2 separate regions of the Homo sapiens genome follow, and region 2 is linked to region 1. A link is a loop called in an ENCODE intact Hi-C map of the cell type or tissue named here. Cell type or tissue: endothelial cell of umbilical vein. All regions are shown on one strand.

Evidence for each region. A loop is a pair of places that touch in the nucleus more often than their neighbours do. Peaks named below come from ENCODE experiments on the same cell type or tissue, not always from the same donor. Only the 100,000 strongest peaks of a DNase experiment are listed, where the experiment ranks them.
Region 2: it touches region 1 in a loop (5-fold over the local background); 1 of 110 quality-filtered maps calls a loop at or near these places.

What each region holds. Positions count from the first base shown.
Region 1 is chr4:133,128,465-133,132,464 of GRCh38, forward strand. All of the region lies in intron 7 of PCDH10-DT (PCDH10 divergent transcript), which reads right to left. Among named protein-coding and RNA genes, the nearest start is that of PCDH10-DT, 19 kb to the right of the region's middle. In endothelial cell of umbilical vein, no CTCF peak of the experiment used is centred here; a DNase peak (open chromatin) is centred at 1,987; H3K27ac peaks cover 970 bases.
Region 2 is chr4:132,990,487-132,994,486 of GRCh38, forward strand. No RefSeq gene overlaps it. Among named protein-coding and RNA genes, the nearest start is that of PCDH10-DT, 160 kb to the right of the region's middle. In endothelial cell of umbilical vein, no CTCF peak of the experiment used is centred here; DNase peaks (open chromatin) are centred at 905 and 2,375; H3K27ac peaks cover 2,319 bases.

The DNA.
Region 1 (4,000 bases):
AACACTCTGGTATATTGTAGGAATATTTCTTTATTGACTGAAGAATTCAGTCAGTATATAGATATATTCATTTTCAAATCAACTTTATCCCAGTGGTGAGAAGACAAGATTTGAATTCCATAGCTAGCAAGTAACCATTTCCTCACGCGAACACTTTGCTATCTCAGCTAATGCAAAGTGTCATTAATGTGAAGTCACTAAAATAAAATTTGAAAATTGTTGAATTACAGAATAGTTTTACAAAATTGAAGTTGCACTGAGTTCTGGTTGAGCATGTTTTTTCTAAATTGCATTCATGTGACAAGTGAATGAATGCAAAACATTCACACAAATACAAGAAACGGAGAAGAAACTACAGCAGATGAGAGATGTCAAAAAGTTTTGGTAAAAGAAAAGTAGATAGATACATAGTAACGGATACAGTATAGTAAAGAAAGCCAATGCCAAAGCTCCCTCAAGGGAAAAACCAAAGGAAGCAAACCAAGTCCTTCTTTGCAGACCACTGAATTACTCAGAAATGGGAAATACTAGTGACTTGTAAAGAACTACTAAAGCTTGTGGGATGAGACTGAAAATAATGAGGTTTGTTGAATGACAGGAAAGATTACTTCTCTAAAAATACTTTTAACTTTCCTACCAGTCCTTAAAGTAGCCCTCTCTTCTCAACACACATTAACTTTATGGAGATGTTAAGCAAAAGAAGGTTTTATCTTTGGATCACCAGACACAGCTGACAGGAGTGGAGGGGAATACGGGAGCCAAATAAAAACAACAGGCTTAATATGAACATCTGCATCATCAAAAATGGAACTCCCCAGCCAATTTCATACATTCACCTGCAGGAGATTAGAAAATTCTTCTCTATGAACATCAGACCAGGATAAATGGGCCCTAAACATTTATACTTAAAAATAATTAAGTGACTCTCCTTACTGTGAGGTAGACCAGCCATTTGCAAGCTGACTCATGCACACTAAGCATCCAATCAACTTTTATTCTGAGCAGTAAATCAACATTTTTGCTCAGCATTCAAAACTGAATGGATGGTCAATGAGTAACACATATAAACCAGTCCTCTAAATGAAAAATAGTGAACAAAATCAATAAATAGAAAATAAATCTTGGATGAAAAAGAAGAAACATAGAAGGATAATAATTCAAAAGAAAATATTAATTTTTCCAGAGACATAATAGAAGATAATGTATCCATAAGAGCACAATGAGATTATTAAAAAAGTAAACTGAGAGTAAAAGAAATAACTCTTAGAAGTTACTGCATGTAATAACAGACATAAAAATATCCACAGAAGGGTTGGACGGTCCAGTTAAGAATACATTTTAGAAAGCAGAAAAATCACAAAGATATGGAAAATAGACAATAAAAGGTAATACAATTCGAGCACTGATTTAAATTTTAAGGAAAAAAAATTCAACAAAAGAAAAGAATAAAATCATCAAATAAATGATATCAAAATATTTTCAAAGATTGAAAGATATTTATCTTTCAGAATGTACAAAGGCCTGCTGAGTACTCAACCCAGTGAAATGTATTTTTTTGTTTGTGTTTTTATGGGGAGTGGCACACAGGATGTACCATTTTGAAATTTTGGAATACCAAAGATAAAGAGATAATCACAAAATCTTCTGGAGAGATTAACAAGCACAACAGTTCACATTAGACAGATCTGGATTTAGAATCGGAACGTCCTAAGATTTAGAAGAAACAACTTCGTCATTTGGAAAAATACTAATTTCTAAACTAGAATTCCATCTTCAGTCAAATACCATGTTCAATAATGTTTCTCATAATTGTAGAATTTCAAAAATGTAATGCCCATGATTCCTATCTCATAAGTTTCTGGAGGAAATGTTTGCTAAAATTAAGAAATAATAGAAAGAGGATAAGCAAAAGACTGAACACATGAAAAAGGCAAAAGGAATGTCTGGGATGTCGGTGATAGGAAGTCTGGGGTTAGCAGCTATGTAGCTGACCTAGAGATCAGCTGTTCCAGAAGCTGGCATTCAAAAAAGGAAAAAAAAAAACACCCAGGAGATTACCTGATGTGTTTGTACTGACAGGATTTATAGTGTTTCTGGAGTGTTGGAGTGGTAGGTATATGCAAATTAAACACATGATAAAACAAGTCATAAACTCCAATAAAAACAGTTGCTCAAGAAACCAACTGTATTCAAAGTATAATACTAAGCTCAGATAAAAGCAAATTTATATGCTCATAATAATGTAAACACTAAATAATATTTTAACCAAAAAATATAATAAAGCTCTTTTGGGATAATGGAGAGAGAGGAAGCATGTTTTTATATGTATGGGCAGATAGTTAAAAGAAATCTCACTCTGAGACATTAATAGAAACATAGATTCTAAAGTAGAAAATCAAGAAACAGAAATATCAGAGTACTGCTTGGGCCATGCACAAATACCAGAAGAAACAGCTGAAAGATTCACAGTATTGCCCCTGGGGATTGGGTGTCTTGATAGGGAGGCTGGAGCAATAGATCTCTGTTTTGTTCACTGTACTGTTTGATTAAAATTCTAATGTATTACATTGAAAAAAAAATTTAAGTATTTTTAAGAAACTGTAATAATGTGAAGTATGTTAAGCTCTAGAACAACCAAATATTTCTTACGAAGATAAATGATATAATTAGTAAGTTGTAACCATGACATAAAGTTATTGAAAAATAATGCTTTGAACATTTTCAACTATTCTTAAAATGTTGAAACCTGCTCATTTCTAAGTATGTATACTTTTCCTTAGTATATACATAAGTATATATGTATACTTTACATACTTAGTATGTACACTATTTTTTTAGCATACCTTCTTTTTCACTGTCAAAAAATCATACTAGACTTAAATTTTCAGAAATTCTAAATTAATGAAGTACAAATTAATGTCTCATATCTGTTAGGCGGCAAAATCTCAAATACTGCCATGAATTCTGCATTTGAATAAATCTCAACTGAAAAGTAACAAAACTGAAAGTAATCTCTGTACAAGTCTAATATTCTACAGCATAAAAATGTCACTATTAAAATTTTTTTAAAAAAGAAAGTCTCCATTAGCTATCTGAAGTTGAGAAAACACATAAACAAAAATGTTCTCCATTCTATTACTTGTGCATTATCAGGAGACTTCATTTCTGCAATTTATATTCCCACAGTCGTGTGCTAATTTTATGAAGAGTTACTCTGTTGCCTTTTTACTAAAGTGAGAGAGCAATGAAAATATTATGGGATTGGCCTGTAATGCATTTGTAAAGGTGAAAACTTAAAGTGAAATCAAATGGGACATAGGAAATCAAATGAGTTTAAGGATTTAACTATAACCATGGAATAAAAGGTTATTCAGTTTTGCAAATTCAAAGCAGTCTCTGACGAGTCTAATTTAATGAATAAAATTCTTGTTTCTTTTACAATAGACCTTTAAACTATTTCTACTCAGCAGTCTTAAAATGATTTCATTAGGAGGTACTGGAGTTATTGAGCTGAAATGGCAGCTGCTGTTTTTCTTAGTTTCCTTTATTCCATAAAAGGATTGGTAACTTACATTTGGCTTCAAAACACTTCACTGGCAACTCCCCTCTGCTTTTGTTTCTCTCCCAAAAGTTTAATCTAATTTAGAGTTTTCAAAGGAGATAGATAAGGTTCTTTTTAAGAGTAATTAAAAGCGTGATGCCTTTCAGTCACTAATTTCTAAACTGGGACTTACCTTTCAAAGAAATATTAAAGTAAAATAGGTAAAGTTTATCTTAGTAAATACAATTATCTGGGGAAGGGAGGATCCATATGTAAACTAAGCTCTCTGTGCCTGTGGTTTAGCAATATCCACAAGAAAGACAGATTAAGTAGCTCTCAAATTGCATTTTGAATTGTTCAATGGGTGTCAACACATTAAATCCCTTACTCTTAAAGATCTAGGTGATATATTTTTATATTTGAATACTTCTTTATTGTAAAAATATACTCAGTGCTTTC
Region 2 (4,000 bases), 140 kb before region 1:
ATCAATATTTTAAAGAATATTTTAGTACTATTTAAATGTCCTTTTTTATCAATATTTTAAATAATATTTTTAAGTAGAAATATATCCTAGAATTGTATATTGCTCCTCTTTTCTTCCCATATGTATGTACAACTAGGGTGACTTCTATTTTCCAGATAATTCTTTTCCTGGGTTTCATCTATATATGCAACTCTCTAATCAACATTTTTAATTTTCCCTAAAATTCGTTTAACTGAAACTACAACTTTCTCCTTTCCCAAACAGCCAATTTTTCAGTATTCTATTCCTCAGGAAACCAGTGATGTAGAAAATTGACCATAATTCTTTCTTCCCAAATCCTGTATGTGACTACCACTTCCTGATCTACACCCACTAAAGCAAGTGCATATACTCAGCCTTTTGCATTCCCACACATGATGGCATTAATTTTAAGGATTAGAGGCTAGAATAATTGCCCAGTATTTTAAAATTAAATATTTATCCCCTTCAATTCACTGTTAATATATTTCATATATTTATAAAATATAAATATTCTACTTCTTGCTTCAGTTACTCACTTTTACCTATAGGAGAAAAACAACATATTCAATCACCTAAATAATGACGAAGGAGGCGTCAAGTTCTGCCTCTAACATCATCCCTTACTGAAATTCTCATCAGATATCACTCTCTAACCATATCAAAATACTTGCAGTTCTGAAAGTTTGTTTTTGCTAAGAATGGTCTTTTTGTTTCAACTTCTCCCACCACCACCCCTTACCCCCACCATCACCACAATCCCTATGTCACCTTATCTCTATGAGTAAAGCCTACTCATTGTTCAAGAGTAAAGTCATATAACCTCTGTGAGGTTTTTCCTGGATTCCAGAGATACAATTTACCACTCTTTCCTTTGTATACAACTGTACCCACTGTTTACTTCTACAGTGACTCCAGAATCTTAGTATTGTATTTACAGTTTATGTATCAGTTTCCCTCTAATAGATTGAAAGCTCACTGGGGTGTGTATCATGCCTAATTTATTTTGATATTCATACTATCCAACACGAGGCCTTCAGAAAGTCATCACTGAATGAATAGATGAATTACAAAATAACAACAACAAAAATGAAATCTATAGAGTCCTCGACCATAAGCAAAGATCTTTCATATTGCATCCTGCTGTGGTTTGAATGTGTCCCCTGCAAAATTCAGATGTTGCAAATGTGATAGCATTAAGAGGGGAGGCCTTCAAAAGATGATTAGGCCATGAGGCTCCTCCCTTGTGAATGGGTTTAAGGCCCTCATTAAAGAGACTTCATGCAACGTTCAACTGGCTTCCCCTTCCACCTTCCACCATGTGAGGATACAGTGTTCCTTCCCTCTGGAGGATACAGCCCTCACCAGACAACTGAATCCACTCCCTGACCACCAGAAGTGCGAAAAAATAAACTTCTATTCTTTATAATTTCCCTACCTGAGGTTATTCTACTGTAGTAACATGAACAGACTAAGATGCATCTTAAGAAATAAATTTCACAAATACATAAAACACAAAATGTAAAAAATCAAGACTTCAACTTTACATACTAAAAACTCTAAAATATTATTTTCCTAGTGACGTTTGAGTAAAGGAGTGGAAATTTGAAAGCAAGTCTAATAAAGAAACAGTAGTATTTCAGTTTTTCAAACAGAAAGTGTTATTGAAATATCCTGATGATTTGAAAAAGCCATGTGATTAGGATTATATAAGAATTTAGATTCTGTTTGGGCTTTGTCATAAGAAGTTATGGGATTCTAGGAAGTCATTTACTTTCTCTGAAATCCAGCTTTTTGAGAGTAGGACTTAGTGACTTCTTAATTTATGTTTAGCCCAGAAACCTCAGAAAATTTTATTTTATGGTTGTGGAGTTATATAATCTTGATAATAATCAAAATGATTTTTATATTTAATTTTCTTTACTAATGTAAATAAAAACTAGAGCTTAGTATTAAAATGTAAGCTTTGTTTAGGAATTTTCTGAAAATCTTCTTCCTGCATGCTCTTTTCTTTTTTAAAAAAATAATTGTCAATACAGGTTTCCAGTGACTTTATTCAGTTTATTGGACATTCAAAATACTTCAGACTCAAATTTTCCAAAGAAGTGATTAATTTTAATAAAACAGATTTATATATATTTGGAACAACATCTTAACCATATTTGAAGTGTGAAAGCAGCTTATACCTTGCCATGGCATCATGACAATTAGATTTGCATTTTATCACACAGATGGGGGTAAATGCACACAGATACAGAAAAACACATACCTACTTCGTACCCAGAAAAGAAAAAAAAAGCCTGAGTAGCCTGTCCAGTTGGTCCAGCTGTAGTTTTCAAAATAAAGGAAGCCTTGGCCTTTTCCTGCAAATTACTGACTCAGTAACAACAACAAAACCCCATTGTTTCTTTGTTTTTTATACTTCTGCCTAAAGGGATAACCCTGGTAGCTGGAATTCACAAACACATTTATGGGAAGGATTCTTGCGGACTTATACTATTAAATTTATAGATTTTCCCTTTTTTGTTACTAATATTCTTCTTTGTCCTCAGTTGGGACTGCTGGTCCTTGGAACAAACTTCTCCATTTCAACTTGTCTGGACTGGTTTTCTTTCCATGTATCAGAGATCTGCTCTGATTTTTCAGAGGATGTTAATTCTTTTTTATTTTTTTTTCCTTAGCTCTCTATATTGTTTTTTGTTTTATCCAAAATGTATTGTTTTTCTTTTTCTTTTTGGCTTTGTTTTTTGTGTTAAATTTTCTTCAGATGTTTGGTAATCTTTTGATGGCTATTTATATTTAAGTGGGAGAAACTGAAATAATAAATGGAAGCTTCAGGGTAGTGGCTTGGCTTGCTGAACATTTAACAGAAAGTTGTGTACCTGATTGGTGGCAGACGGCACTATGTCAGCCTAGAGGGACCTTGTCTTTCATGCCTATGTCTTTTAATGACGCTCTTGTACAAAAGCATACATTGTTTTACACGATAATATATACCTACATGTAAGAGAAGGTAGTTCTGCCAAGTAAAGTGTCTTCTGGGGAGATATAAATCCATGTCACATTTAACAAGCCATGCAGAGGTGCTTTTGAGCATAAGGCATTCTGTTTATATCATGCAATAATGATTACCAAGGCCAAGCTTATTGGAACATTGTAGCTCAAAGATCTACAGGCTGGCTTTCCATTATCTTGCAGGTACTATAAATTAATTCCATTTTATCTGGATAAAAATTAACTTAACCACCCTGATCTACTTTCCTAAGGAATGTGAAGGTGTGACAAATTAAGGGGAATAGACAGTAAAGGAACAAGAAGAAAAAATACATAACAATTTGTAGAAGCCATGAGGCACTAGAAAGTATAGCACTAATTGTCTAGTATTACTAGTAGACTAATTATATATCATATTCTATTATAATTATATTTATTCAATTATTATAATTACAAATGTATAATGATTTTTATAAGCCAAGAAAATATGGTGTTAATAGTTTAGTGTTATATTCTGTGAAGTCACCTACTTGTGAAAATTAATTTTTTCAATCCTCATAAACACCTATGAAGAAAATGATTAAAACTGTTAAAAAAAATCTACTTTGAAAAGATTGGGGAGCTAAGGTGACCATGAAGAAAAGGGGCCAATATCTGACAGAAGAAGGAAACAAGAGACAAACCCAGTGCCTCAGATTTCCTCTAGAAGAATCTGCCAATTCCAAATGAAGTGGTCAAAAGACAAAACTGGAACAGACAGAGAACCAAAAATTGACAAGCTATATCCAAGAATGAGGGTAAGCAAAGGAGATTGGCCTTAATAGGGTCAAAACTCAGTTTCATATTATCTCAATCCCTGAAACTGCTGTAAGAAAATTGCATAAGCCTGGTCACTTAATAGAAGCAAATGTAAATCATTCCTGGAGAGTGTCAAAGATAAATCTGGACACTAGTTAGAGTAGTAAGAATAGATTTTACTCAGTACTAT